Regions from separate parts of the Homo sapiens genome. Here region 1 is linked to region 2. The links are chromatin loops, found by intact Hi-C in ENCODE. Cell type or tissue: upper lobe of right lung. All regions are shown on one strand. Links, peaks and the distances in the headings refer to the core of each region. The heading gives the core; the rest is flanking DNA. Region 1 has its middle 11 kb from the start of SH3GL3. Region 2 overlaps SH3GL3 (SH3 domain containing GRB2 like 3, endophilin A3).

What was found. Hi-C counts contacts between places; a loop is a spot of excess contacts. Peaks named below come from ENCODE experiments on the same cell type or tissue, not always from the same donor. Only the 100,000 strongest peaks of a DNase experiment are listed, where the experiment ranks them.
Region 1: a loop joins it to region 2, with 6 times the contacts of the local background. A loop is called at or near these places in 95 of 110 quality-filtered maps.

What each region holds. Positions count from the first base shown.
Region 1 is chr15:83,428,535-83,444,746 of GRCh38, forward strand. No RefSeq gene overlaps it. Among named protein-coding and RNA genes, the nearest start is that of SH3GL3, 11 kb to the right of the region's middle. In upper lobe of right lung, for the core only: CTCF peaks have their summits at 8,233 (motif pointing left) and 10,323 (motif pointing right); a DNase peak (open chromatin) is centred at 10,348; H3K27me3 peaks cover 842 bases.
Region 2 is chr15:83,552,887-83,569,098 of GRCh38, forward strand. SH3GL3 (SH3 domain containing GRB2 like 3, endophilin A3) reads left to right here. Exons shown (of 9, transcript NM_003027.5): 2 at 6,367-6,435; 3 at 12,248-12,320; 4 at 15,643-15,786. Among named protein-coding and RNA genes, the nearest start is that of ADAMTSL3, 93 kb to the right of the region's middle. In upper lobe of right lung, for the core only: a CTCF peak has its summit at 6,683 (motif pointing left); no DNase peak of the experiment used is centred there; H3K27me3 peaks cover 692 bases.

The sequences.
Region 1 (16,212 bases), core at 6,786-14,785, 120 kb before region 2:
AGCAATAAGTTAGCTATCCGCAAATGAGGGAGAGGGCCCTCACCAGGAACCAAATCTACCAGCAGCTTGGGTCTTGAACTTCCCAGCCTCTAGAACAGGGAGAAATGCATGTCTTTTGTTTAAGCCACCAATCTATGGTATATTGTTGACCTAATACACTCAGCAAACCCCAAAAAGGACAAAGAAAACTACAGTAAGGAACATCAGAGTAAAATTGCTGAAAATGAGGGATTAAAAAAATTCAAAAGACCCCCAGAAATTAAAGGAACACTACAAACAAGGGAACAAAGCTGGGAGAAGGAAAATTGTAGACTATTGGTTATAAAATACGCAAGCCAGAAGAAAATGGAATGGCTTGTTTCAAGTGCTGAAATAAATCTGTCAACCTAGAATTTTATATCCACTGAAGATATCTTTCAAAAATAAGTGTGTAATAAAATTTTTTCCCACACAAAAAAGCTGAGATAATTCATTGCCAGTAGACCTGCACCACAAAAGATATAACAGCAATTTTTTTAGACAGAAGGAAAATGACACCAGATGGAAATCGAGACTTGGACAAAAGAAAAAGAAAAAAAGAGCACTGGAAATGGTAAACATGGGTAAATATAAGATACACAGCTGGGTGCAGTGGCTCACCCCTGTAATCCCAGCACTTTGGGAAGCCGAGGTGGGTGGATCACGAGGTCAGGAGATCAAGACCATCCTGGCTAACATGGTGAAACTCCATTTCTACTGAAAATACAAAAAATTAGCCAGGCGTGGGGGTGGGTGCCTGTAGTCCCAGCTACTCGGGAGGCTGAGGCAGGAGAATGGTGTGAATCTGGGAGGCAGAGCTTAAAGTGAGCCAAGATCATGCTACTGCACTCCAGCCTGGGTGACAGAGTGAGACTCCATCTCAAAAAAAAAAAAAAAAAAAAAAGATACACTTTTTTCATTAAAAAAATTATTTTGAATACAATTGACTGTTTAAAACAAATAAAATAAAGTATATTATGGAGTTTATGATATATGTAGACATAAAAAGTAAGAAAAGAAGAACACGAAGGATGGGAGGGAAAAATATAAGTTCACTGTTGTAAGTTTCATACATAATATATGAAGTGGTAGAATATTATTTGTAGGTAGACTGTGATGTTGTTAAAGATGAATATTATAAACCTAAAGCAGCTACTAAAACAAAACACAACAAAAAGCTATAGTTGATAAGCCAATTGTTGAAATGAAATGGAATCCTAAAAAGTAATAATTAACACAAATGAAGATGGAAAAAGAGGAAAAAGGGAATGAAGAACAAATGGGAAAAATAGAAAACAAATAGAAAGATGGTAGATTTAAACCCAACCTTATTAATGATTAAATTAAATGTAAATGGTCTAAGCGCTCCAACTAAAAGATATTGTCAGATTGAATTTTAAAAAGGAAGAACCAATTATATGTTATCTATAAGAAACTCACTTTAAAACAAGGATATATATATGGGTTAAAATTAAGGATGAACAAAATACTGTGTAAACACTAGTTAAGCACCCAAGAAGCCCACTTAGTCACTACACCAGCAAATGTGGAAGGCCAGCTCAATTTTGTTTATAGATTTGCCATCCTTCTAAAAGTTGACTCAACTTTCAAAAAAGAATTGCACCCTACAATGAAGTTGTACCCACTAGTTTCTATGGGCTACTTCCTCTTGCATGTGTTCTGGGAGGCCTGTGTGGGAAGCATCTTCCATGTTGCAAAATAAGGTGTGATCCCAGTCCTCAATTGACACGTCTATTCTCAAACCAGGTGCACTTTCAGTAGCTCTAGCACAGATACCACTGCTATCTCTAAATAGTCTTTTCTCCCTCCATGCAACATGTCTTGGGGCTATTTTCATCCCCGAGAACCAATCTGTTTAGCTTCCAAAGCAGGTACCTCTTGGCTCAGTTCAGTGGAATTCAAACAAATATAGCTAGACCCTGCATCACAGCTCTCTAATTCTAGGCAGCTATGCACTTTAAGTTAGAGGAAAGGAAGGAGTAGCCGGCAGACCAAATCAGTCTTACTGGTCCGCTGCTAGGCTGGTCACATGTTGTGGTCTCTTCCAATCCCACCCCCCCCTTATACCATGAAGAACCCCACACATCTGCTGGTGATTAGGAGCAGTAAAGTTGTGGTCTAATTCTTTCTCAACCAAAAGCACACACGCATGTGCACACACACTTAATTAAAAAAAAAGCCTAACAAATTCCTTTTTAAAAAGTAATTTAATTCTGACCAAAGCAATATATGTGCATAATTTTAAAAGACAAATGATACTGAGTGACTTATAGGAAAGTAGGCAGTCCTCTACTGTAGTCTCCTGGAACCTCAGTTTCTGCTTCCCATCTTCACCACTCAGAAGAAATCCTTAAAACTCTTCTAAGTTTTTCTTCTGTCTCTCTTTTTAAAATCTTGATATTTCTACACAACATGTTTATACTACTGCTTATGATTTTTGAAATTTTAGAAATCATCTATCGACTTTATGACTGAAATTCTATTATACTTTCTAAACCACCATACATTCCCTCTCCCCGTCCTCCCAGTGTAGTTATCACTTTTTTTTTGAGACGGAGTCTCACTCTGTCGCCCACGCTGGAATGCAGTGGTACTATCTCAGCTCACTGCAACCTACACCTCCTGAGTTCAAGTGATTCTCCTGCCTCAACCTCCCAAGTAGCTAGGACTACAGGTGCCTGCCACCACGCCTGGCTCACTTTTTGTGTTTTTAGTAGAGATGGGGTTTCACCATGTTGGCCAGGCTGGTCTGGAACTTCTGACCTCAGGTGATCTGCCCACCTTGGCCTCCCAAAGTGCTGGGATTACAGGCATGAGCTACTGCTCCCAACCTATATCACATTTTTTTGTCAAGTGAAGATTTTGTATTGTCATTGTGACTATGAAAATACTATTCATAGCTAGAGCATGTATTATGATTTTACTTAACTTATACCATTTTAAATAATTGTCTTACTTTTTATTTCCTGAGTTTTATAGACATTAATTATCACTGATTCAGCCCCAAACATTCTGAAATAACTCTTACACATTTCTGATGCTGTCACACACACTCAAGTAACATCCGAGTTTCCTGGTTTTCCCTTACAGACAGCCCTCCTGGAGTGAGTTCTGCTTTTAGGAACTCACTCGCACTGCTTAACCCATCCTGTCCTCTCCCTTTGCAAGTGCTTTTATCTCAATTCCTGAAACTTCCCAGGCTTCTGGGCTGGGAGTCAGTTTCTTTTTACCAGTTTCTCTTCCCCTGCAGGCAGTCAGATTTCTGCTTTCACAGCTAAGTCTGTACCATTCATACAACTGCTTTACATATTCACAAATTTGATTGACATCTGTAGTCTGTCATTCTCCTTCTTATTCCTTTAGTGTCCTTCTATGAGGTTTTGGGAAGAGGTGGAGGTAAACATGTGTGTTCCATCTGCCTTGGTTAAGTGAAAACTTCCTTCAATCAATTCTTAACTTCATTGTTCAAGTGATAGAATCGGTCTAAAGTCATGCTTAATTAACAATGGGGATAGGTTCTGAGAAATGCATCATGAGGTGATTTCATCATCATGCAAACTTCATAGGGTATACATGCACAAACCTAAATGGTCTAGTCTACTATACACCTAGCCTATATAGTGTGGCCTATTGTTCCTAGGCTACAGACCTGTACAGTATGCTACTGTATTGAATATTGTAGGCAATTATAACATAATGGTAAGTATTCGTGTATCTAAACATAAATAAGGTACACTAAAAATACAGTATTAGGCCTTGGTGCAGTGACTTATACCTATAATCCCAGTGCTTTGGGAGGCAAGGCAGGAGGATCTTTTGAGGCCAGGAATTTGAGACCAGCCTGGGAAACATAGTGAAACTCCATCTCTGCAAAAATATTTTTAAAAATTAGCTGAGTATGGTGGCTTGCACCTGTAATCCTAGCTACTTATTGAGAGGTAAGGTGGGCAGATAGCTGTAGCCCAGGAGTTGGAGGCTGCAGCGAGCTATGATCGCATCACTGCATTCCAGCCTGAGTAACAGAGTGAGATCTTGTCTCTAAAAACAAACAAGCAGCAAAGAAACAAAAACAGTATTAAAATCTTATGGGACCACTATTGCATATGTGGCCCGTTATTAACCAAAATGTTGTTTTGTCATGATTGTATTCGGAGTAAAAGGAGTGGTTAAGGAATAGTCTACTCAGCTCATCCCCATGTACCATTTCTGAGTAGTAGGCCTTATTCCAAGCTTGGGGGCACCCTTTATAGTCAATCATATTTCTCTGTCTTCTCAGTATCTCTTCCACATGTACTCGCAGTCCATAATGACTCTGTCAGTGCAGAAGCAGAAGGAGATGCCCTTGGATCTCTTCCGTCCCATCTCTTGCTGTCAGCCCTTTTACCCCTCATCTTTTTCCTGGGCCCTGGCCCTGGCTATGCATTGTCAGTCTGTGGATTAGCCCTTTGGAGTGGGTTTTCCTGTTTTGTCCAGACCCGTTGCTGGAGACAGGGTAAAGGGAGCCTCAGATCCGGCTGGTGGGATGGAAAAAGGCCATTATGGTCATCTGGTCTCCAGGTGGATTACCTAAAATATATCAGATATCTTGTGCTGTTGGCATATCTCCTGTGTTTTATTATCCTGAGGAGTGTCTGTCTTCTTCTAAGACTTGGGTAATATTATGAGCATCTTGTTCAATTATCTTAGCCTGGAGGGGGTGGGCTCTAGGAAGAAAATGGAGGAGGGAAAAAAATTACAAAAATATTTTTTAAATTTAAGCAAATAATGTTGGATGTATCAATTAGAATTTTATGATCCCTAATTCTTTGTTTTTAAAGGTACACAAATAAATAAATAAAAGTGCAAAGGAGCTGAATGAAGTTATGTTATAGCTCTTGCCTTTTTTCATTCTATCTGGGCGGCCTCATTAATTTGGTATAAACCCTCTGTATGCCACGATTTGCTTAATAGTTTCCTATGGTGCACCAAGTTCTATAAAATCAATTTTTAGGCAGCAAAGTGGAAATAAGACACTTCAAAGAGATACATCTGATATATTGGATATAAATTCTAGGAATTTGTTAAATATGTACTAGAGACATGAAAATAAAGTTGAAGTACCCTTAGAAGGATTGGCTAAAAAATAGTTACTAATATGATCAAAAGTAGAGGAATCAGAAAGACATCAAAACTTACCCCAAATCTCCAAAAGCGTGGGTTGTGCCCTGAACAAGATGCCTACTCAAGGAAGCACACTTAGACTTCACTCCCTAGGTTAAATGCCTGTGGGAATCTCATGTCACATGTGAACTAGAATAGATCATACAACTGTAAATTTTAGAAAAATGTGTCGTTAAGGGAATCGATGCTTTGGCTTTTATGCAAACAGCTTCTTCAGGGCCCTCCAGCAAGTCGGGACCGAGATTGGGTGGCACCTGGTACTTCTCTCCTACACACTTTATCTGGGTCTTGTGAAGAACAGAAAAACAAGAGCTGGACCTTGGACTCTGAGACTGCATAGCCAAAGTACCCAGTTTAGAGAGTTAAGAAATTTCAGGTATTCAGGGAAACTCGAGTGTTTCAGTCCATTCAACCAAATTATTTGCAAGAGCCTGAACATCCAAACTTCCAGAACCACTTAAAATTAGACCCCATATTGGGAAATCAAGAAAATGTAAGACAGAAATCAAAGGGTCAAGATTGTATAAAAGATAAACTCACAAATCCCAGGAGACAACCCTACCAATGTCCTTCAAAGGTAGAGAAGAGTCTCAAATTATTTTCCTGAAACTGAAGAACTTGGAAAATGAGTTGGGGCCAGGTCTGGAACATCCAGCATTTGCTACCTTAGGGCGGGCATGCTCCCCTCCTGGGGGGATGTGTGAGGGCCACACTTTCCTGGAAGTGAGCTGCAGAGAGAAGAGGAGATGGGGGTCCTTTTCCCCACAATCAGAAGGAAGTATGAGAGGAAAACGCAGGTTCCCAGGATCACATTCAAGTGGAGATGAGGGGGCTGGAGGGAACTAACACCAGCTGGACACAATTTTCTATATAGAAATCAGGTGAGGTCATCCCACAAGTGTCAGTCGGGGGAAGGGCAAAAGCAGAATGGAAAACAGGAGAGGACGGGTTGTTTTTGAAGTTTTGAGCCTTAAATGTATTGCACGGGGGTGGCCAGGATTAGGTGATTGGTGATTTGTTTTGTTTTTAAACAGAAGTGATGGACCTGCAAAGGAGAAAATTCAGGGCATTTGTGCATTGTCATTGATTTAAGCATTATTATTTAATTCCTCTTTTAAAACTTTCTGCTAGATGTAGTCAAAAGCTATGAACTTAATGTAGTTTCTTCATGCATATAGAAAAGTGCACATATTTTAAGACTAGGACTCAATGGACTCACAGAATTAACCCTCGTGTGCACACAGACTGAGAATTCAAATATTAGCGGCACCCATGGCTTCATCGTGACCCGTTCCTGTCAGGACTGCCTCTCCTAAGGGTAAACAGTATCCTGATTTCTAACAGCTTACATCAGTTTTGCCCAAAACGAAATGAACTTTGAAGTCAGTCCCTTCCTGCTCTGCAAACCCATGGGTAAGATTTTTAAGTCATTCAGTGGCTTCTCAAAAATTGTTTTGTGTGTGGGCAGTTTGTCAGGTTCTGTACTAGTTTCGTGGGCGGGGGGGGGGGGTGTGTGTGTACAGAAGCGGGCAAGGTAAACTTTGTCTTCCAGAAGCTTGACCAAAATGAGCTGGCAGAGCACGAGGAGGCTGGGTGCGGAGTGTGTGCGTCGGCACCCTGAAAGTCCTCCATCACTTCAGCTGCACTGGCTCTCCTTCCCCAGAGGGAGTGGGCAGGAAAGGGTCAGGAGTCAGGCAAAGCCACAAGGATGGAACAGTGCCAGTGAGTCTAACACAGGCTTACTAAGCCAAATTTTCCAGCTCAGGGTCTGGTAGTGAGGAGAATAAAGCCATCCGTCACTACAGTGAAATAAAGATCACATTAAGGCACAAAGTAATCCAGTCTCCAAATACACACCATGTAATACTAAATGAATAGTCTTGCATTTCTCTGGTCAGGGAAAAGCACTTGAAGGAGTCAGAGGCAGGGACTCACTAGACTCCAGCCACTTCTCTAGACTCCTGCTTTTCCTAAGACCACATGGGACACTTTATGGAAAGCTGCCCATGTGTTTCAAATGTGAGCTTCTATAGAATAAAAACCTTCATCTCTACTGACTTGGCTCCCAGCACAAGGCCAGACACTCTTAGGTGCTTAATAAATGTGTGTCAAATAAATGAAGCAATGAATGAAACCTAGTGTGCTTTAGAGCAAGGAATAGTCAAGTGCACCCAGGTCCTGGTTCTCTCCAGGCCAATGTGCGGGCTTCTGTAGCCACAGCCTGTGAGGCGAGTCAATCACATTTTGTTGCGTAACACTTCATCTTTCCGAGCTCTGTCTCCTCATCCCTGACTTGGTCACGCATATCTCAAAGAGTGGCCATGAGAGTGCACCGTGGGCCTGGCACGTTCTGTGCACACTGTGAATTCTTTCCCCTCGCATATCCAGGGGCCTCCTATGGCCTGGGCTGTGGAAGGTGGCTGCAGGCCACTAGTTCTGTGCTTCATGGGTTGGGGCATATTCTATTCCTTGGACAAAATCTGGCAAAATCAGGCTCAGAACTTTATACCCACCAGGGCCAAAGTGATGATGATATCAGCCTCTAAAGTTTACCAGCAGAGATGCTAACCCAGAAGAGAAAAAATGCCATCCCCATGGCCAAGGGAAAGACATAGCTGGTACTCAGCTATTTTCCATCCAGTCAATTTATCGAACTCAGGAGCTGTTGGCTGTGCATGTTCACTATTCATGTAACGAAGGTGTGTTAAGTAGAAAAACTGCATCCTGGGTCTCTGTGAGACTGATGGGGACTTGTCACCTACAGCCTTGCTACTAACTGTGGTCCCAGACCAGCAACACTGTCATCACCTTGGAGCTTGGTAGAAATGCAGAGGCTCAGGCCTTGGGCCCTCGTGCAGACCCAGGGAAACAGAACCTGCATTCTAACCGGTGCCCCAGGGGATCCACGTGCACATTAAAGATTGTAAAGCACTGCTTTAGAGAGCGATGGAATCACCCTGGACAGTGTGCATTTTAAAGCTCCGCTGTTTTACTTTCAGGTCCCTCACTGCCCCCTATAGACCGTAATCCTAACAGTAATAGACTAACTAAAATACAAATCAACTCAGGGATAGACACTGTCTAAACTTTTCTTGTATGATTAGAGGCACACATAACACAAGGGGGAGATTCCTGAAATACCAGATGCTAAGTACATTGCTGCTACATTTGCAAATGCAGCAGCATCTTACACTAAAAGGGAACCACAATTTCTTTTCACAAGGACAACTGAAAAGAGAAATATAAAGTCAATCTGGGGATTTATTTTTTTTCTATGACTCATAGAAAAATGGGTAGAAAAAGCACACTTTTTAGTGGCCCAGCAAGCATTTTGGCCTTAAAATTAAATGTGTCATTCTTTCTGGATTTTCTTAGAATAATTTAGTAAAATACAATTCTGTAACTATTGCCTCTGAGTCTTGATGACTGGTGTCTTCAATGCATTCATTTAGCATATTTTGTAAAAAGAATTTGACATTTTTTCTCAAAGGGGAATGGGGACAATGGGCACAGTTAAAGCATTAGTACCAGTTGGTGACTGGAGTAGACAGGTAGAGGAGTTTAAGCAAGCTTAGACCGGTGGGATCTAGGGCAACAATCTCCCATGGCCAATGAAGGCCAGAGATTTCTATGTAACCCTGACCAGTGACCAGGAAAGGATCAAGCCATAGGTAATAATGCTACTAATTAAACGTCTCGTGCATTTAACGGCGCTTCCTTAGGTCCTACAACACCTGTGAGGACATTGTTATCAATCTCATAGTGCTCTTAAGGGGCCAGGGCTCCCACAAGATCAGGGACAAGGCCACATTAGATGGGAACTTCCTATCTTTTGTGACAGCTGCTGTGGACACCTGGCCAGATGTCCCCACGAGAAGACCCTATTTCCTGTGCTCCCTCCGCTGCTGACCATCACGGCAGGATTCCCAGCTGTTAGTGCAACCTCTGGCTGCAGAGAAAACACACCGTTCCTTGGAGGTCAGTACTAGCAGGACCACTGCTCACTTCCCCCTGAATGCACAACATGACAATGACCTCTCACATTTTCTTGGCCCTTAACACCACCTACTTTTACCACCACTCCTCTTTAATCATCACCCCCAACTTCATGTTAAATCTGATACATTATTTTAGGTGCTTGTCTGCTCTATTCATGGTTATTTATTTATTCATTAACTGAATATTTATGTTTTTTGAGCCGCTCTAGGACTCCAGCTATTCTCTGGTATTGGGAGGTTGCAGTAAATAAAGCAGATTAATTCTCTTGCCCTTCTAAAGCTGCGTTGTCCAACACAGTAGCACTAGCCACGTGTGGCTATTTAATTTTAATTAATTAAAATTAAATTCAAAATGAAAGCATCCATTGTCAACTTTTCAGTGATTGATAGCCACAGTTGGGTAGTGGTTGCCAATATTGGACAGCACAGATAGAGAACATGTCCATCATCATAGAAAGTTCAACTGGGCAGTGCTGCTTAATAGTGCTTTCACTCACTCTGGTAGTGGGAGATAAATGACAATCTAAAACATATATATGTATGTGTATATATATACATATATACTAAAATATCAGGTAGATAAAGTGCCATGGAAGGGAATAAAGTGAGTAGAGGGAATAGATAGAAAATGATGGCATTGTGTGCTTTTTGTTGTTTTTGTTGATTTTTAGAGACAGAGTCTCTCTCCGTTGCCCAGGCTGGAGTGCAATCATAGCTCACTCCTGCCTTGAACTCCCGGGCTCAAGTGATCCTCCTGCCTTGGCCTCCCAAAGTGCTGGGATTACAGGTGTGAGCCACTTCGCCCAGCCGGGGACTGCTATTGTAACCATTGACTCTAGTGGTCACTTCCTTTTTCTCCGAATTCCTCCTCTGGTAGCATGATACCATTTTCTATGTGTTCTTCTACCTATATGGCTGATGCCATAGGGATGGGACAGCTCTTCTTGAGATTCTTCCAGTAAGAACTGAAAATTTCTGTGGCAACATTTTTGCATGCCACACCATTAAAATGAGCTGTTGTGTCAAGACTCAAGATGCTAGTGTGCTTTTTTAAAAGTTAGAAGTAAACGACATGAAACTAACCACTATAGACTCACAGTTCAGAAAGGCTTACCTCTGTCGCTTCTCAACACCACCACAAGGTGGCAGCAGGGGTTTATGAACGCCATCTGCGTCGCTCGGCTAATTCCTCATCCCCAACACAAACTTTTATGCATCTCTTTAGTAGAAGTGAAAAATAAATCCTCCAGGGTAAAATATGGAAATGTAAAATGGCACCTATGTAATTAACAAAGGCTAATTGGAATTACAGCATGGCCCAGAATTCTAACTGAATGTTTGTTGATAGGTTCCGGAAAAGCAGAGTCAAGCATTGTAGATAACTATGACATGCATTAATTCCCTTTTGCCTTTACTATTGAGATGCATAGCAGTTGTGCAGTGTGCTCTTTACCCCATCCTTTTTTTTTTTTTTTTTTTTTTGAGACAGAGTCTCGCTCTGTCACCCAGGCTGGAGTGCAGTGGTGCCATCTCGGCTCACTGCAACCTCTGCCCTGGGTTCAAGTGATTCTCGTGCCTCAGCCTCCCAAGAAGCTAGGTTTACAGGCAAGTGCCACCACACCCACACACCCAACTAATTGTGTGTGTGTGTGTTTTTTTTTGAGACGGAGTCTCGCTCTGTCGCCCAGGCTGGAGTGCAGTGGCGCGATCTCGGCTCACTGCAAGCTCCGCCTCCCAGGTTCACGCCATTCTCCTCAAGGCTGAGGGTTCACACCTCAGCCTCCCAAGTAGCTGGGACTACAGGCGTTCGCCAACACTCCTGGCTAATTTTTGTATTTTTAGTAGAGACGGGGTTTCACCTTGTTAGCCAGGATGGTCTCAATCTCCTGACCTCGTGAATCGCCTGCCTCGGCCTCCCAAAGTGCTGGGTTGCAGGCGTGAGCCACCGCGCCCGGCCTCATCCAAGTAATTATATTTTTTAGTAGAGACAGCGTTTCTCTATTTGGCCAGGGTGGTCTCGAACTCCTGGCCTCAAGTGGCCTGCCTCGGCCTCCCAAAGTGTTGGGACTACAGGCGGGAGCCGCTATGCCCGGCCCCATCCTCATTTTTAAACAAATAAAAATACTTCAGATTTTTCCTCTACATTTTAAAATGAAAAGTCTTTCTGGCCTTTTCTTAACTGTCAATTGATTTTCCCTCAGCTTCTTGTAAAACAATAAGCAAAGAAAATCTGTACGTTTGTTCCCAGTTGTGATCTTGTGAGTTCAAGGCAAATTGCCATGTTCAACATCTGGGATTCATCATGTCTGCTGTTACCTCATCGGTGGGCACACATCTTTCCCAGATGTGGAAAAAAAAAACAAAAAAACACCTATGAAGTTACAAGGAAAGCAAAAACAGTATCTGTGCTTTCAGCTTTCTGCTGCAGCCAGGTATGTGAGGGAATTCAACTGAGAGAAATAATGCTTCTAGATCTGGTTTATCTAAATACTTGGCACACTGCACAACTGCTATGCAGTTAGTGGGCCAAAGCCCCACCCTTTCATGCACAAGTAACCCAGGAGGCCTCCTAAGAAGAAAGTTTGGGTAAGAGATTTTTTTTTTTCAGGAAAAAAAGAGAGAGAGAAAGCTAGACGTAGAGAGGTCATGGTTAAGCTAACATTTTAAGGTTAATAGAAGGCATCAGTATTTGAACTTGGCTCTCCGAGGTCTGCCAGGCACTGCAATCTGGAGCGTGTATTAGGCTACAGGTTGATGAGTTGTTGTTGTTGTTTTTGTTTGTTTTTTGTGTTTTTTTTTTTTTGAGACAGGTCTCACTCTGTTGCCCAGGCTGGAGTGCAGTAGTGCAATCTCAGCTCACTGCAAACTCCACCTCCCAGGTTCAAGTGATTCTCCCACCTCAGCCTCTGAGTAGCTGGGACTACAGGTGTGCACCACCACGCCCGGCTAATTTTTTGTATTTTTGGTAGAGACGGGGTTTTGCCCTGTTGCCCAGGCTAGTCTCCAACTCGTGGCCTCAAGTGATCCACCCGCATTGGCTTCCCAAAGTGCACTGGGATTACAGGTGTGAGCCATTGCGCCTGGCCAGTGAATTTTTTAATGACATTAAATTCAATTCAAGGCAAGTGGAAGACACAAATCCCATATCCATGTTTCTTTGCCTCGTTTCTCCTCCTCCCGCCTTTTTTTTTTTTTTTTTTTTTTTTTTACAAGATGCTTCTCTAATGACTGTGTATCATGGGAGCAATGAAAACTGCATTTTACATACATATATATAGTATTTAGAATTGTTCAAATTCTTTGATGCACTAATTTTACATCTCAGAGTGGAGTCCATCCTAAGGAAAGTCCATTCCTAAATATAGAAAGAAAACTTTAATATGGAAAAAGATGTTTAATGTGGCATTATTTAAATCAGGAAAAATATGGGGGGTGGGAACCTTTACATGTGTATTAATGGAAAATAATCAAATATAATTTGATATATCTACAATGGTTTAAGTTGTCATTAAAATGTTGTGTGTGAAGACTAGACAATATAGGAAATGCTCAGTTAACTAAGAGAACAAAGAAAATACAGTATGCATAGTCATGTCACTGTTATGCTTAAATTTTACAGGAAAAATACTCTACAAGAAAAATATACCAAAATATTAAGAGTGATTGTTTCAAATATGATTCCAAAGGTAGTTTTTCCATCCTTTTATTTTTTGATGATTTCCAAATTTCCTCTAAATGTTATTGTATAATAGAAAATATATACTTATGAAAATATTTTGAATTTCAAACAGTTTCACAATTCTTTTATCTCAAAACTTGTTTTTAAATTCTCGTCACTCCATCTTTGCCCCCGTGTCTTAAAACCAACACTCTGCACCCTAGTCTCCCCCTGGTTCATTTGCTGTTTCAGAAAAAAGGTACTGGGCCCATTCTGGTCTCTGCCTGAGGGTTCTCATATGGAGCAGGAGGTGGTCTGAGTAGAAGGAGGTGATGAGGTGGCCCTAGTGGATGTGCTCTGACCATGGCTCATTCTAGTCATGCCGTGGCTTCCATAAAGTGTTTAATTATTGATGCTGATAGAGAATATAAATTCAAATATATTTTAGGTCAGTGGTAATCACTCATTGAGTAAAAATTAGATGAATAATTTCCAAAAGCAAAGAGGAAGAAAAAGCAAAGAAAATCTGAGTAATAGATAGATAATAATGATAGAAGAAAGAACTATGGCTGGGCATGATGGCTTATGCCTATAATCCCAACATTTTGGGAGGCCAAGGCAGGAGAATCACTCGGGCCCAGGAGTTTGAGACCAGCCTGGGCAACATAGTGAGACCCCATTGTACAAAAAAAAAAAAAAAAATCAGCTTGGTGTGGTGGCATGTGCCTGTGGTCCCAGCTACCTGGGAGGGAGAGGTGGGAGGATCACGTGAGCCCAGGTTGTGACTTCAGTGAGCCATGATTGTGCTATTGCACTCCAGAGCCTGGGTAACAGAGCAAGACCCTGTCTCAAAACAACAACACAACAACAACAACAACAACAACAAAAACCCAAAAAAAACCCAAAAAGGAACTATGTAGAAGAAAAATAATAACATACCACACAATGACAATTTTTCTTTTTGTAATAAATATAAATGCTTAAATCTCTCTAGGAAACGGCAAAGACATATTTTGGTCCAGAAACAAAATTAAATTTTACTCTGTTTATAGCAGCACGTGTCTACAACAAAATGAAAGGCCAAAAGACCAATTAAGACATAAGAAGCACATATACACAAAAAGTAAGGATACAAATATGGGTATGTGGCAAAGTAAAATAGAAGGCAAAAAGCTGTAAGTAGGACAAAATATGTTTTTTTCTACAGATAAAAGAAAAAATCGACAAGGAAGATATGACAATAATAAATACCTATAAACAGAATACCATAGCACTGAAATGTTTAGAACAAAAGTCCCAAATATAAGACGCAACAGACATAATCACAATTGTAGCAAGAGATTGTAGAGTAGAATATAGTACCTCTCTTTGACGAATAAAGTAGAAAAATATGTAATCCCAGCACTTTGGGAGGCCGAGGCGGGCGGATCACGAGGTCAGGAGATCGAGACCATCCTGGCTAACATGGTGAAACTCCGTCTCTACTAAAAATACAAAAAATTAGCTGGGCACGGTGGCGGGCGCCTGTAGTCCCAGCTACTCGGGAGGCTGAGGCAGGAGAATGGTGTGAACCCAGGAGGCAGAGCTTGCAGTGAACCGAGATAGCGCAACTGCACTCCAGCCTGGGCGAAAGAGCGAGACTCCATCTCAAAAAAAAAAAAAAAAAAAAAAAAAGAAAAATATTGGAACACAGAGCATTTGAACATGCTCATACCTGATTTATGAGATATATGATGGGATATTTTGAACATTAATAAGCATGCTTCCCTCCCCTTCTAACCCCTACCCAGAATTCTTCTGCCCCCCAACAATGCCCCCCAGATAGATATGAGTCACTTGCTACAGAACCAGACACAAGGAATGCAAATACTCATTAGACTCAAAAGCTGGCCTGGAGGTGAGTCAAAGGCCACAAGAAAAAGAGCATAGGCCAGGAGCAGTGGTTCACGCCTGTAATCCCAGCACTTTGGGAAGCTGAGGTGGGCTGATTGCCTCAGCTCCGGAAAACCCCGTCTCTACTAAAATACAAAAAAAAAATTAGCTGGGCATGGTGGTGCATGCCTGTAGTCTCAGCTACTTGGGAGGCTGAGGCAGGAGAATCACCTGAACCCAGGAGGTGGAGGTTGCAGTGAGCCAAGTTTGTGCCACCTCATTCCAGCCTGGGCGACAGAGCGAGACTCCATCTCCAAAAAAAAGAAAAGAAAAAAAGAAAAAGAGCTTAAGAGAACACTGAAACCTCTGCCAGAACATGGGCCATCTGGCAGAGTGCCAGAGACAACCACAGTGTCCCTCTTGTCATTGACTTGTGAAGACCACCAAATGCCCAAAAATCCTTCAGTTCAGAGGGATGTGTGTCAGTGCCTCAGGACACTTCCCAGTCCCCATCAATTTCATTCCATATGTAGACAAATCTGTCAAACAGTCCAGGACACTTGTATACACTTGTACCCCCCTTCCCTAAACAGAGGAGCTGTGGGCCCTTAGTGATTGAAGGGTGATGGTGACGTGAAGGGGAAAGCCTTGAGCTGGCCAAGGGGGCTCTAGCTAGCATGAGTTGGAAATCTTCCTCTGAGCTAGAAGCTGTGTAGAATACACACTCTTGTTACAGATGAACTAAAAAACTGTACATTAGAAACACAAAATGAACAGTATTTCAAACCTCTATGATATGTGTTTACAATGAAACATGACAGGCTATGTTTAAAAAAAACCTTTCAAGACATGTTATTTGACGATAGTATCACAAGTCTAGAATTTAACATAGAATAAATTTTAAAAAATCAAACCACCTAGAAAAGGTTTTTTTTTTTTTTTTTTTTTTTTTAAACAGAGTCTCACTCTGTCGCCCAGGCTAGAGGGCAGTGGCACCATCTTGGCTCACTGCAACCACCACCTCCTGAGTTCAAGTGATTCTCCTGCCTCTGCCTCCAGAGTAGCTGGGACTACAGGCATGCACCACCATGACCAGCTAATTTTTTTAATTTTTTTTATTTTTGAGACTGAGTCTCACTCTGTCGCCCAGGCTGGAGTGCAGTGGTGCGATCTTGGCGCACTGCAAGCTCCGCCTCCCAGGTTCATGCCATTCTCCTGCCTCAGCCTCCCGAGTAGCTGGGATTACAGGTGCCCGCCACCACGCCTGGCTAATTTTTTGTACTTTTTAGTAGAGATGGGGTTTCACCGTGTTAGCCAGGATGGTCTCGCTCTCCTGACCTCGTGATCTGCCTGCCTCGGCTTCCCAACGTGCTGGGATTATAGGCGTGAGCCACCATGCCCAGCCTAGAAAAGCTTTTTAAAAAATTATCCTGAATAACATTTGGATCAAAGAGGAACTCAAAACTGTAATGACAAGTTTTATTT
Region 2 (16,212 bases), core at 2,672-10,671:
CAATATCATTATTATAAAAATTTTGGTGGATTGCTCCTTTTATTATTACATTGAGTCTCTATTCCTATTAATGCTTTGCCTTAGGAAGGTATTTCTTAGGTCAGGCACAGTGGCTCATATCTGAAATCCCAGCACTTTAGGAGGTGGAGGCAGGAGGATCGCTTGAACCTTGGAGCTCAAGACCAGCCTGGGCAACATAGAGAAACCCCATCTCTACAAAAATACAAAAATGAGCCAGGCATGATGCTGTGCACCTGTGGTCTCAGCTACTCCTGAGATCACACCACTGTACTCCAGCCTGGGCAACAAAGCGAGACCCTGTCTCAAAAAAACAAAAAACAAAGACAGGTAGCTCTTGTCTGATATTACTGCTGCAGGCTTTATTTTGATTAGCATTTTCCTAGTATGTACATTTTGTCTTTTCAGTCTTTCTATGTGTTGTGTTTTAGTTGTGACTCTTAGAAGATGTATATAGCTAGATTGTTAAAATTCACTCTATTATTATTTAGTATGTTGAATTTAATCCAATTATATAGATGATCATTACTGATCTATTTAGACTTATTACTATCTGATTTTGTGGTTTCTGTTTGCCATTCCTTCTTCCTCCCTCTCCCTTTATTCTCCCTTGTTTTCTTTTGGATTGAAAAATACTGGTTTTCTAACAGTGTGCTGGTATGGATACTATGTTATAACATGCATAGTTCTATATGGGTATCATAGTTTTGTGTTTTTAGGAGTTACCATTAGTTATATAACACAGATACCTGCTGTGCATTATTGTAATGATGTCTAAAGTTATACCCATTTCTCACCTCCTCCTGAACACACATGAATCTTAGTGTGCTTGAAATATCCACTCAACACCCTTCCCCATTTCTGTGTTATTATTGCTGAAGGTTTTAATTTTGCCCTTGTGTAAACTCAGACACATTGGTTTTTGCTTGTTTGTTTGCCTTTACTCAATGGTAAATTTACCACCATAGTTTCTCAATTTTTATTCTCACCGTTGTTTCCTATGGTCCATACTTTCCCTCTTGGTTCGGTTTTTATTTCCTTGATGTAATACTTTAGCATCACTGTTATTTGAGTCTGTGAAGTCTGAATATGTCTTTATTTTCTTTCTCTCGCTCTTTTTTTTTTTTTTTTTTGAGACAGAGTCTCACTTTGTCACTCAGGCTGGAGTGCGGTGGTGTGATCTCAGCTCATTGCAACCTCTGCCTCCCGAGTTCAAGTGATTCTTCCATTCTCCCACCTCAGTCTTCTGAGTGGCTGAGATTATAGGCACGTGCCACCACATCCAGCTGATTTTTTTTTTGAGACGGAATTTCACTCTTATTGCCCAGACTGGAGTGCAATGGCGCGATCCCGGCTCACCGCAATGTCTACCTCCCGGGTTCAAGCGATTCTCCTGCCTCAGCCTCCTGAGTAGCTGGGATTACAGGCATGCGCCACCACACCCAGCTAATTTTGTGTTTTTAGTAGAGACGGGGTTTCTCCATGTTGGACAGGCTGGTCTCAAACTCCTGACCTCATGTGATCCACCACTTCGGCCTCCCAAACTGTTGGGATTACAGGCATGAGCCACTGCACCCAGCCTTGCTCTTAAACAACAGTTTAGGGAGACAGAAAATTCTAGATTTTTATTGCGCCACCACACCCGGCTAATTTTTGTATTTTTAGTAGAGACAGGGTTTCACCATGTTGGCCAGGCTGGTTTTGAACACCTGACCTCAGGTGATCCACCCGCCTCAACCTCCCAAAGTGCTGGGATTACAGGCATGATCTGTAATCCCGTGCCTAGCCGATTTCTTCTTAACACTTTGATGCCATTCCTTCATTGTCCCTGGCATCTGCTGTTGCAGAAGAGAAATCTGCTGTCAATCTTATTGTTGCTTTGGATGTTTTTTCCCCTGCGATAGTTTTAGGATTGTTTATTTTTGAGGTTTTGCTGCGTCTGGGTGTGAATTAATATTCATCTTGCATGGTACTTGAGTGTGCTTCCAAACTGTAGACTCCTATTTTCCTTCAATTACAGAAGATAAAAGAGCCATTTTACTTGTAAATATTGATTCTCCTATATTCTGTTGTTTTTTTCTGGAGTGCCTGTTGGATATATCTTGGAATCTCTCACTTATCCTTCATATCTATTAACTGATATTTCCTTAAAAAAACTCTTCATCTCTGTTTATTTTATGTTCTTTAAGTTCCTTAATATTTTCCAGCTTACCAGTTCTTTCCTGATTGCGCCCAGGCTGGAGTTTGTCCCATCTATTGGGTTTTTCATTTTTATGACTATATAATACTTTTTGTTTCTAATGTTTTATGTCTATCTTGAAAATTTCTTCCCTTTTGTATAATTGTTTGCTCTTCATTAATAGAAGTTATTCCTTTATCTATCATTTTAATAATATCCTAAACACACATTAAAAAGTCTATATTGTTTCATAAAACCGTTTTCTCTAGAAGTGAATTCATGTTATGTTATGTGATTTTGTCGGCTCTCTTTCTTGGTGTTATATTTTATTCATGTGCCTTGGAATTTAGATCTAGGATGAATTTTAATTCCAACTTCTTGTGCTCACTTCTCTCTAGTGATTGTGGCTTCTTCCACCCAGCTTCCCAAGGCCCCAGTACAAAACCGTGGTTTCTGTTCTGTGGTGATATTGGGGCTATCTGGATCCAGTCACAGAGCTGGAGGGGGTGGGGATGTGACTTGACTGATTCTTTGTTCTTCAGTCTCCTTGGGCCTGCAGATTGCCACATGTGGTAGCATCAGACAGGGGTTTACATCTGAATTTTTTTTCCCAGCCTCATTTGCTTTTCCATCCCCAGCTGTAAGCAGAACTTGAACCCAGACTCTGGTCTCATGGAGCACTTTTAGATCCTTTTGTACTCAGCAGGAACCAGACTGCTGGCTGTCATAGCCTGTGTGCAGGCAAGAAGCCCAGCAGGCCCGAGGCTTCAACCTTGTTCATCATGTTGTGTTTCTGTTCATTTTCAGATTCACAAAAATGTTTATTCTGTTTTTGAGCATTGCTTATCTTTCTGGTTTTCTTTTTTTGATATTTAATTTATCCTTGCTATGTATTCAAGGCATAAAGAGTGCATATTTTGATATTTAATCTATCCTTGATTTGTATTCAGAGCATAGGGAGTGCATCGGAGTTGAATTTGAATAGTCATCTTCACCAGAAATAGAAGCTTGAGTATTTATATTTAGCTTCCAGCACCTAGAGGAAATAACCTTGTAACCTTGGAAGGAGGCCAGGTGCCCTGTAGGAATCACGTCTATCTTTTTTTATCTTTCTATCCCAAGTACCAGTCATGTCCCTGCACATAGTAGATGCTCAACAAACAATATTTGTTCATTGACTGACCTCTGAAATATAATTACGTGGCCTAAACAGCTAATGCTATATGTGTATTTATACTTAATGTATCAAAACAGTAAACACCACTGGGAAATTCAGGAAAAGCAGAAACGAATGATCATGACTCTTAACCTGTGACTCCTGTTGAAAATGATCCCATATGTTGTCTTTTCAAACAAGATATATTCATGTCACTAGTTTCTGTTCTTGAAAGTAGAAACACTACTCCTTCTATTAGACATTTTGGTTTCTGAAAATAGAACAAGTAAAACCTGAACAAGTGCGAACTCGTTCGGATTAAAGGGATTTCGGGTCCAACTCTCCAAGCCAAAGGGATTTTCAAATGGTTATTTTAAAACGTGGATCTACATGTGGGCTTCTGTGGTTTCAATAGTCACAGGAAATGCAGGCCACTGTATCAGTCAGCTTTTGCTATATAACACACCATCCGAAAACACAGCGACTTAAGACAAAAAAAAAAGTTCATTTAGTTTATGATTCTGTGGGTCAGCAATTTGGGCTGGGAGCACTGGGTGGGTGGATGTGCTGGTGTGGTTGATCGCTGCTGGGCTCACTCACCTGTTGCCGGTCAGCTGCCAGGTGAGCTGAGGGCTTGATGGCCCGAGGTTGCTCAGGTGGGATGGCTGATCTCTGATCCACGTGGTCTTTCATTCTCCAACAAGGCAGCCCAGACTTGGTCAGGTGGAAGCAGTCACAGCGGACCTGACAGAGTGAGCAGAAGTATCTGTAGAGCCTCTTTGTGAGTACTGATTTGGAATTTATAGCTATACAGTGTGGTTTACACTCTTCTATTGGCCAAAGCAAGTCGAAGCGTGGAAAAATAGACTTCTTAATGAGAGGAGCTGCAAAGCCTGTGGCCACTTTTGTACTCTACCATGGCAACAAAACGTGGAGGTGCCACTCCCCACCCCAGGAGAGATTGTGTAACTTTCCTTAGATCCTCAGGCTATTACCTCCAAAGTTGAGAACCAATATGTTGGATGATTTCACTACTGAACAACAACAATGAAAATGTTTAGGAGAGTTAACTGATGGACACATCTGTTAAAACACTGCTTGGTGTGTGGAAATGAAATTTTTCATTTTTTCTATTGGAAGTTATGCCTTGTATCAAGACATTAGGTTAATTCTCTCTGACTTCTGTACTCAGCCTGAAAAGTAAGGATTCTTGTTCAGTGTACCAGATAACTTCTATTATGTGGCAAACCACTCCAAAATTCAGTGGTTTAAAGCAATACCGTTTATTGGACTCCTGTTCCCATGCCTCAGCAGATGGGGCTGATCTCAGCTGGGGTCTCTCACGTTACTGCAGTCACCTGCAGGTCAGCTGGGTGGCTCTGATTCTGGGGATGGACTGGTTGTACCTTGGTGGGTGTCTGGGCCACTTGTTTCTCTCCATTCAGTTAATTTGCCTGGGCTTGCTTGTTCACAGGGTAGCAACAGTGTTTCTAGAGAGTGAGTAGAAGCACACAAGATCTCTTCCTGCCTAGCTAGGCTTGTTTCTGTGGGGTCAAAACAAGTCACAAGCCCAGCCCAGATTCACTAGGTGGGAAGATAGACTCCAACTCTAGCTCGGAGGAACTGTAAAGACGCAGGACAGGGAGGATGGAGAACCCTGGCCATTTTGTAGTCTTCTGTATCTGTTGTCTTCAAGAAATTCCTTCTCACACTTCGAATTTAAGTAAAATACTATCTCCACTTATATTTTTCCTATTAAATAGTAATACCGCATGTGTAATAGTAGTAGTAACTACACTTGTATTTAAAACAACCTGCCATCTTTTCACCTTTAATTGATGGCACCTCCCTTACTGTGGATTTGCATATTCATATTACTATTTTAAGGGCGTAGATTATGTTAATGTGTTTTGCTAAAGAAAATGATTGAACTTATTTTCTTCTTCCAATTTGTCTTCCTCGTTCTTTAATCCAACCCTACTGGTGCCAGACTTGCTTTTCTAAAGGGTTTCTCTGTGTTTGATGAAGACTCTTTAGGGATCTCTCACTCGTACTCTTTAGCTTGGCATTTGAGAATCCCTGTGCTCTGGGCGTTGCGTAACTTTCAGATTTTATTTTCCTCCATTCTTCCTTGTGCACTAGTTTTCACAGTTAAACACAATTTATTGCTGTTTTTTTTTCTTAGCACATTGGCCATACACAAATTGTCCTCAGCTCTTGGGCAACATTTTTGGTTGTTACAACCGTGTGTGTGTGTGTGTGTATATGTGTGTGTGTGTCCATGCTTGTAGTACTGGCCTTTAGCAAGCAGAGACCAGGGTTGCTGTTAAACATCTTGCAGTGCACAGGACAGCCCCCACAACAGATAATTATCTGCTACAAATATCAATAAAGCCGAGGCTGAGAAAACCTGTCCTATCCATTCCTGCCCCTGGCTCTTTTTTCCATGCCTCATCCCAGAAGGCCTTTCCTTCAGTGCCGCCCGATGAAATGTTCTCTATCCTTAAAATGCCAGCTCAAATGCCACATCTTCTAGGAAACACATCCCGCATGAACCTACTCCCAGTGCCGTGGGCTCTCAAAGTCCATTCTGTGCATCACTGAAGTGACTACCACTTAGTTCATTTACAGTAATTTGTCTCTAGTACTATTATTTTTTAATGGTTCTTATTGTTCTTTTCTTGTTTTTTAATTGAATGTTTGTGTGTTGACTCTTTGGGTGAACTGTGTGTTCCTTGATGACAAGTATCTCTCTTGTCTATGTCCTACAGCACTTACCATGTGTTTTACACATAGTAGGTGCATAATAAATATCTGTTGACTGCATGAGAAATGTATGTCTTCCTGTGCCTTTAGATATGGTTACCCCTTCCAACAATTTTCTTAAAGGAGTTAGTTCAAAAAATCCAACAAGTTGAATCCAAGTTTTTTTGTTTCTGTTTTTAATAATTTAGGTAAAAAACTGTGACAAGAAATCATTGTACAATGCAATTATTTATGTTTATTTCTGCAGCTATTTAGTGAAAAAATAAGTGGTGCTGAAGGAACTAAACTAGACGATGAATTTCTTGACATGGAAAGGGTAAGAGCATTTTAATATGTAAATTGATTAGAAACTGACTTTCATTGTGATATGAGATATACTGCTATTGTAAAGGATATTCGAGTGGAAATCTAGGATGTTTAAATATAGGTGTGGATTATGCAATCTACAAGGCAGTACTTTCCCACGTCCCAGCCCAAATCAGATCCTCCCCCTGTAGCCACATGCAGTTTGGGCAGGTCGAGTAATGAGATCGATGTGGCTAACTGGTACCCTCTAGTGGCCAGAAGTCAGAATGTGCAAAAGATGGGCAATCTTGGCAGTTACTGCAAGGCCAAAGTAATTGGTAGTATATGTTTTGGAGAATCAAAATGTATTTCTGGGACAAGATTTTTTGAAATGCAGAATGATTTATTTACCGTGTGGAAGACTTGGGCTCTGCTCCCATGTGTTGCAGGAGCTGCATAGCAAGTAACTTTTATCCTGGTTCTGCCTGTAGAACCAGAGTGTGAACTTGGATAAGTGAATTCATCTTTTTGAACTGATACAGAGATGACAAGTGTGCCCTGCTTGTCTCACATGGATTTTGTGAGAATTATGCAAACATTAACGTATTTGAAATAACTTACAAAAAATATGACGGGCTTGAGACAGAAATGATTGTAACATGCTCCAAAGAAAAATGGTATCATCTCTGTCCCTTAACATGTTTCCCAGTCAGCTGTGTGGAGTTGCTCAGGTGGAGGCAGAACTAGAACCACCAGTATTAACAACATACTGTTTCTTTGCTCATTGTCTGGGCCCTTTAAACATAGCCTTGTTTTAATAATTAGACCCCCCACCCCAGAGGAGAGAGGGAGGAAATGAAGCAAGGCATCCACCCTCAGGTGTAACATCAAGGCTGCAGATACAGTAGGTAGCAGAGATGTCAGCAGGTGCTGGGGAAGGAAGTCCAGCCCCAGGCTGCGCACTGCCTGGGAGAGTATCTCCCCAGGATACCTTGGCTCTGGCCAGCTCATCTTCCAGGGAGTTCTCTGTTTTCTGGATGAGAACTATTAAATGTCTAGAAATGTTAATGCCTTGAGGGAGAAAAGCTTATTTTGTTTTTGCTTTTGAAAGAAAACTTAATTTCTGAACCTTAAAACCATGGAAACATGTTCACACCATTGACATACCTTAAATTACTTAAAAAAAACTCTTAATATACAAATAGGTGATGTATAGCTTTGTTACTAACAAAATGATTCAGTTGAAATGTTAAATTTAAAAGCATTTTTCCAGAGTTTTAGTTTTGGTTGATGGATTGAGATCCTTCTTGCTTACCTCCTTTTACCTCCAAAAACCCCAGTGAGTTACAGAAGAAATATAAAGTCTATTATCTGTTTTATTACAGCAGTGAAAAGCATGGAAACATATAATACATGACCAGAAGTTTTAAAACTTTCCAGAAGAGATGCATTAGATGGTATTAGACCCACCTAATAAATGATACAGAAATGAGAAAGTAATGGGAAAAAATATTCTATAATTAATGCTAACCATATAAAAATAGAGGAACAATAGTAAAATCAAAATAAAATTTGATGCAAGAGAAGCACTAAATTAAAAAAGCTTTTTAATTATAAAAAGATACAGTCAATGTAGTCTATCAGGAAATTATAATAGTTATGAACCATTCTGCACTACATAACATAGCATCTGAATTTTTAAGGTAGAAACTGTCAGAAATACATAGACAGTTGATAAAAATAGAAGTAGACTTCACATACCTCTCTCATAAAATAATAGATTAAACTGACAATAATCAATAGGCTCATGGAGGATTTGCATAAAATATGATTAATAACTTTGATTATAAATAAATATAGATATCTGCATTCCCCAAATGGAGAATGTGCATATTTTTCAAATTCCTTTGGAACAAATATGGTTATCAATTATGTACTAGGTTATAGAAAAAAAAACTCGATAAATTTCCCAAAGTGATTCCATAGAACATAAGAATTATAAGGGAAAGTAGAGCTTCTAAATTCTGGATGTTTGGAAATTTAAAAATATGTAAAAATAATTCTTAGTTTAAAGAGGAAATGGAAAGTAAAATGACATTATTTAGGCATGAGTGACAATTCTGTATGTCAAAACCTGTGATATGTGGCTAAACTGTAAATGTATTTAAAGAAAATAAATGTTGGGAGAAAATGAATAAATCATGCAATCCAAGAAGCTAGGAAAATAACAGCAAATTAAATCACTCTAGGTAGAAGGTAGAAATCAATATGGATAAAAAAAGAGATTAATAAAATAGAAAACAATAACCACAAAAGATCGAAACAATGAAGCCAAGAGCTTTAGAAAAGCTGTAAGACAACAAACCTCTACCAAGTGAGGCCAAGAGGGAGAAAAAGGAAAAACACAAACAAATTACATAAAGAAGAAGAAAGAGGATATGCCCACTGATAGCATTTTTTAAAGAGAATGCTGTAAATAAGTGTCAGAAATGAGAGCTGCTAGCAGCTCTCTCACTCAGGGACTGGGCCTAAGGGAGTCAGTGGCACAGGCCTTGGGACACCTCATGGGCAGGGTGCCAGCATTAAACAGAAATTCCAGACTTAACTAACCAAGATGCTGTCATACCAGGTTGACTTCACAAAAAATAATTTTTACCATTCTGCTTCCCTCTATTTTTCTTAATGGTTTGGCAGGATATTTGCATAGCATTTGGTTGACTTGAACAGACACACACACACAACACACACACACACACACACACACACACACACACACACACACACACACACACTATAGTGTCCCTAGTTATTCTAGGAGGGAGATTTTGTTTTTAAGCTACATGAGTTTTTGTTGTTGTTTTTTTGTTTTGTTTTGAATGCTCATCTTGACTCCACATTAGCCAATATGTTTACTCTTCAATTTGTAAAGGGTTTATTTCTAGTTTTGATGCTTGGGCTGGTGTGGAGGCAGCTCCAGTATGTGCATGTCAGGGCCTACAAGGTACCTGCAAGTTTTTGGTCATTTGTTTCTTGGGCTTTTTTGTTTCAAAAGATATAAAAAAGATCTGAAGTAGAAAATATCCCCATTCTAATTCCTCTCATCATCATCTTTCAGAGATGACTCTTAGCTTTGTGGTGGCTTTTCATGTCCAAAAAGGGTTGTATATATCAAAGGGAGCACTCTAAGTTATATTTTAATTAATATCTAATTTGTTACATTATAAATCTAAAATCCTCATTTTTCTTAAGCTTTAAACTGAACTTATGAATCTTGTTTCCAAATTTAGTAATTTTGCTATATGATGAAAATCATTATAGTTAATTTTCATTTGAGGTTGCATTAATTAACACATAAGCTTAACAGATTCAATCCTTAAATATTTACCACCAGTTATATAATTAAGCAAATTCCCTTAGACATTTCAAGCTATAATCACAAAGGCAAGGTACAGGACTCCCTCAAACTTTACATAAAATCTATTAACAGCATTTTCCTAAGCCCTTACATTTCTTGTGACTAATAAGACATATTTAGTTAATCAGATTCTCTTAAACATTTCAACAATCTTGGCAAATAGCTGAACATACCAAAGAGAGCTCAAAGTCACAAAACTTGTTACTAGGCCAAACGCACACTCACATGCCCACTTGCACACACAGCACACAAGTATCAGTAATATAGGTTTGACTCCTTTTTTATCATTTCTGTACTGTCTTTTAAAACTTTCCTGGGGCTCCAGATTAATTTATTTAGCCCAAATTAATGTATTTACCTAAGGGGAACAAATACGATTTCAGGCTGGATAAGATTGCTTGGTTGCAAACTTGTGACCCTGGCAGGATCATAGTTTTCTAAATTACAAAAATGATTTGTCTTCTATTATAAATCATTCTGCAGCTTGCTTGCTTTCTATGTATGTACTTTGAATGTCGATCTTCCTTATTTTTTTTCCTTATGATTAAAGAGTATTCCTTTACTTGGATGTTTCATAATTTATCCATCAGTCTCCTGTTGATTTCCATTTTCAATATTACATAAAATGGCCTAACAAACATGTTTTTCCTTCACTGCAATTTGCTCGTGTGTTTCTAAAAGGACAAATCCTTAGAAGTATAATAGCTGGTTTATTAATATGCCCATTAATAAGCACTTCTCCCTTGATCTCCAAAAACGTATCATTTTGCATTCCTGTTGTGTGTTACTCCACACCCATATAATACCTGATATTGAGTATAACTGATTTTAAAAATGTTTTTATCAATCTGGAGAATGTAAAGCATCTCCTTTTTATTTACAGTTCTGAATATTTTTTTCAAATCTTTGTAGGCAGCTTGTGTTTTTCCTCTTTTCCTTCTTTCTTTTTAAGACATGGAGTCTCGCTCTGTTGCCCAGGCTGGAGTGTAGTGGCGTGATCTCGGCTCACTGCAACCTCCACCTTCCAGGTTCAAGCGATTCTCCCACCTCAGCCTCCAAAATAGCTGGGATTATAGGCACCCGTCATCATGCCCGGCTAATTTTTGCATTTTTGTAGAGATAGGATTTCACCATATTGGCCAGCCTGGTCTTGAACTGCTGACCTCAGGTGATCCACCTGCCTCAGCCTCCCAGAGTGCTGGGATTACAGGTGTGTCCCACCGTGCCCAGCCTTTTCCTTCTTTCTTGTTTGTTTAAATGGGAGTTTAGAATATTATGCCACTTTTGTCAAACTTCACATACTCTATGTCTTTTCATGTTCAGTTTTTAAGTTTTTACGGAGTCAGAATTTTGGTCTTTTTATTTATGACATTTGAATTTCAGGTCCTGGTTAGAAGTTTCTTCCCACTCCAGTATTTCAAAATACTGTTGTCTGTATGTTAGTCGTTTTATAGTCTGATTTTTTTAGGTTGATATTTTTAATCATGTATATAGTATGAAGACTCACTTTACTATCAGCTTGCCAAATTTTAACAAAAAAAAGAAAAAATTGAAATTATGATGGGATTTGAATGAATTTTGCATGTTAATTTGGGAAGAATGCATATCTTTACAAAATTGAGTTTTCCCATCTAAGAATGTGGTTTTTCAAATAGGTGTTGTGAATTTCTCATAATAGTTATTCTTCATTATTGCATTTTTATTGCTTTTATGAATGAGATCTTTTTCTTTTGGGCTACTGATGGTATAAATAAAGCTATTGCAACTTGCATTTTAACTTTATTGTTTATTCCCATATTAACTCTCTGGTTAACTAACAACCAGAAAGTCCAGGAATGGTTTTGCAGAAGGAAAGATTCAGTCTTAACCAGAAAGGGTTAACTTTCAGGGAACGTTTGGGGAAAACTTTGATGTTAACATCTTCTGACCATAGCACAAATGAATGTGTTTATTGTATTATAATATAATACTAATGATTATGATTCTTTTAGTGTTGATTACTGAGGCAGTTGCTAATATGAATCATTACTGTGGCATCCTTATATAAGTATAGAAATTCAAGTTCACCTAGCAGATAAGGAGAGTTTGGTTCATATCTAGTGTTAGTTTTGAGAGACTTCCAAGTATATCTAATAATCTAGTGGAGCATAATAACTTTTCCAGATTTTCTAAATATTACCTTAATATTCATTTTAATGTTTAAAGGGAAAGTAAAGTTCTCCAACATCACTTGAAGGAAATGATGTTCCAAAAATCAGAAAGTGAGAAAATATCACCTCTCCCAAAAATGTTGAAAACGTTCATTTGGATTAAAATCATCATAATCGTGTTAGAAGAATTAAATTAATGAAAATTCCTCCTCTATTTGCTCTTTTGTGATTTTATTGAGTTTGTCATTTACTAACTTTTTTTAAATTTTGCTTTTAAGAAAATAGATGTTACCAATAAAGTTGTTGCAGAAATTCTTTCAAAAACCACTGAATATCTTCAGCCAAATCCAGGTAAAGTTGAAATATTCTCTTGTTCATTTGCTGTCACAGACTCTAATAACCCATGTTTACTTGGTGTTTAGTTGACATAATGTAGAAACAATGTCGTCTGTGTCCCAATAATGAAATTCAGTTTTTAAAGCTGAGTCTCCAGTGACCAAAGGTAGTTGCATTCGGTCCTACTGATGAGAAAGAGAACAGCTATTTTTGTGAATTTCAGTTGACATCATCCGAATGGAGTGCTGGTCATAGCAACAAGAGAGCACTGAGCAAAGGTTTTATGAGTTGCTTCAGAAAGCCACTAAACATTTGGCAAATATTTTCTTCCTTATTTCCTCTTTATAATTTTTTTAAAAATTCTGCCCTTGTGTACTATATACATAAAGGTATATGTTAATTTGAAAAAGCTTTCTCTTTGTGGCTTAAATGCTGGAGAAACAAGATGTGGTGAATACGAAAGGCTGCTTAAATCCAGTGTCACATCAGCTTCTCCACTGAAGGTCTGGGTTTCTAGGTCCCCAAGCAGCATCTATTGATGAGATTTTCCCAGGTTGTAAATTATAGGAACCAATAGAGGGCGCCCAAGCTTTGAGTTCTGTGGATTTCTAAAGCCACCTTTCCTTTTTAGGAATTTATTATCTGCGTAGAGTTCCTGTGATTCCCTTGACTGTAGGAATCAGCACAAACCTAACCATTTGAAAATTGAGAAAGTAAAAATTTAAGAATATAAATTTTATCAGGTGTATCCAGGCAGGTCTAAAGTTCTTTACAATTGTATTGATGATAATAGCTTTGAAAACCATAAAAATATATCTTCTCCTCCCTGGCCACATCAGTGATTGAAATCAGCCACACAAATTTCTTTTCCTGATATATCAGTCAACAAATATTTAATATGTGCTTTCTCTGCACTAGAGGATTTCGGGGTGCTGGAGTACACTATGAAATCAGACAGATACTTCACCCTCAACCAGCTGACTCTTGAATGGGATAAGGAAGTGTTGGCCAACAATAAAAGTGTCACCACTGGCTAGAGGTCTCTGGTTATTCCTAGAGAAGAGGCAGCCCTAGCAACCTCTTATCCAGTTTAATGGCTCTCACCCACATACCTGCTGCATCCCACATCCCCCTCCAACAGTGGGAAAGATGGGCAGAGAGAGAGAGAGAGAGAGTGTGTGTGTGTGTGTGTGTGTGTGTGTGTGTGTGTGTGTGTAGTGTGTGAGAGTGAAGCCTTTGGGCTTGGGGACCTGGAGGATAAATGCTTTGAGGATAAATGTGAGGTTCAAAAGTCCGGCACTGGCCAGGCACAATGGCTTATGCCTGTAATCCCAGCACTTTGGGAGGCCAAGGCATGATGATTGCTTGAAGCCAAGAGTTCAAGACCAGCCTGGGCAATGTAGCAAGACTCTATGTCTACAAAACATTTTCAAAATTAGCCAGGTGTGGTAACACGTCTGTAGTCCTATTTTTACTCAGGAGGCTGAGGTGGGAGGATCGCTTGAACCCATGAGTTTGTGGCCACAGTGAGCCATGATCATACCACTGCACTACAGCCTGGGCAACAGTTGTTGTTTCAAAACAACAACAAAAAAGGCTGGCACTGTGAATGTCAGGTGAATGTGAGTGGCACTCACAGCTGGCACGGGAATGTCACTACTCACAGTGCATTCTATTGCTGGAGATGCAGAATTAGGCTCAACCCAGACCGATGGAATCACTCTACATTTTAACAAGATCCTTGGGTTATTTACATACACATTAAAGTTTTGGAGGCATTGATTTAAAATACATTAAAAATAGTACAAAATTATTAAAGTAGGAAAAAAAGTGTATCTCTTGACTATCTAAAAGTATCTCAAATACCACAAACTAGTATGTGATTCACTCTCTCACCTACAGGATGAAATCTCAAATCCTTAGCTTGGTGTTCAATTCATAGTCACATTTTCCCATAGCTATCTCCCACTTTGTCCTGTATTAATAGCATTTTAGGTCAAACCAGCCTACTCCTTGTCCACTGATTATGCCACAGTATTCCCTCTTCTACACGTTACTGACACCATTCTCTGTACTTTTTAGGGCATCTTTCCATCTTTCTTCAGCATATTGCCGCCTTTCCCTTGCCCTGCACCACACTGGACTTTATTTTCATAATTATGTCCTGTATATTCTGCCTCCCAGTAACTAGACTTTGAGCTCCTTGAGGGCAAAGCCTGTCTCTGGAGTCCCAGTAATGAGCACAGTGTGTTGTTGCACAGGGCCCAGTGCAACAATGAGTAAATACTCATTGCCTGAGTCAGAGGAAGGAAAGGAAGGTAAGACGCAGTGATGCGCATCACCTCCCTAGGGAGCAGAGGCTGAGCTGCACCTTGGGACCAGCCACACAAGGCTAGTGTTCACTAGGGGTGGGGTGGTCTGTCCCCTCCTATGATTCTGCCTCCTAAACAGCAGCACCTGCCTGCCATAATACTGAAAATCATTAGGCTCAATCAGTCCTTGGGAGCAGAGTGTGTGTGTGTGTGCGTGCGCGCGCATGTGGTGTGTGTTAATGACCAGTTGGTTGTTTGAAATATCCTCCTCGGCAATTCTATTTTTGTTTACATTTAAACAAACAAACAAAAAGCATGTCAGTGTCACACAGGTGTCAGTGTCTGACTTCACGTGTCAGCAACTGCAAGCTTTCCAAAGGGTCTCACTCGAGGGGTGGTGCTCAGGAAAGCCTGGTCACTATTATTTCAAGTCAGCAATGTGCCCCATCATTTCTTTTTTTTTTTCTTTCTTTCTTTCTTTCTTTTTTTTTTTTTTGAGACAAAGTCTCGCTCTTGTCCCCCAGGCTAGAGTGCAATGGCGCGATCTTGGCTCACTGCAACCTCCGCCTCCCGGGTTCAAGCAATTCTCCTGCCTCAGCCTCCCGAGTAGCTAGGATTACAGGCATGTGCCACCACGCCCAGCTAATTTTTTGTATTTTTAGTAGAGACAGGGTTTCTCCATGTTGGTCAGGCTGGTCTTGAACTCCTGGCCTCAGGTGATCTGCCGGCCTCGGCCTCCCAAAGTGTTGGGATTACAGGTGTGAGCCACTGCGCCCAGCCGATGTGCACCATCATTTCTATGGTTCATCGTGGCTGCGGAACAGTGCACTTAGCACCCACCTTGGTAAAGAACCTAGAAAATTACCTGAGAAAATTAAATAGTTCACACACAATTGTTTCAGGCCTCAGGTCTCTGGCATTTTGTTTAAGGTGACCTCAGTTTTGGCAGCTGCGTTTATTAAATTCTATGTACCTGTCACTCCACCTTGTAACTTTAAAGAATTACAAATGACAATGTTTTTAAGCATACAGAGCTAAGCTAGGAATGCTGAACACTGTGTCGAAGATCCGAGGGCAGGTGAAGACCACAGGATACCCGCAGACGGAAGGCTTGCTGGGGGACTGTATGCTGAAATACGGGAAGGAGCTCGGGGAAGACTCCACCTTTGGTGAGTTATTCAGAGATCAGCTGGGGGAGCTGAGAACTCCTCCAGTATGGTTTTAGGTTATACACAAACCCTTCAGTCTAACAACCTTTGTTATTTTTCCATATTACCAAAGTAATACATGTTAATTGCAGGAGGTTTAGAAAACATAGGTAAGTAAAATAAAGAAAAATGCTAACATCACCCATAATCCCATATCCACCGATAGGCCCAATTAAACTCTGTTGTGTATCTTTTTTTTTTTTTTTTTTTTAGACAAAGTCTATGCCCAGGCTGGAGTGCAGTGGCGCGATCTTGGCTCACTGCAGCCTCCACCTCCCAGGTTCAAACGATTCTCGTGCCTTAGCCTCCCGAGTAGCTGGATTACAGGCTCAAGCCACCATGCCTGACTAATGTTTTGTATTTTAAATAGAGACAGGGTTTCGCCAT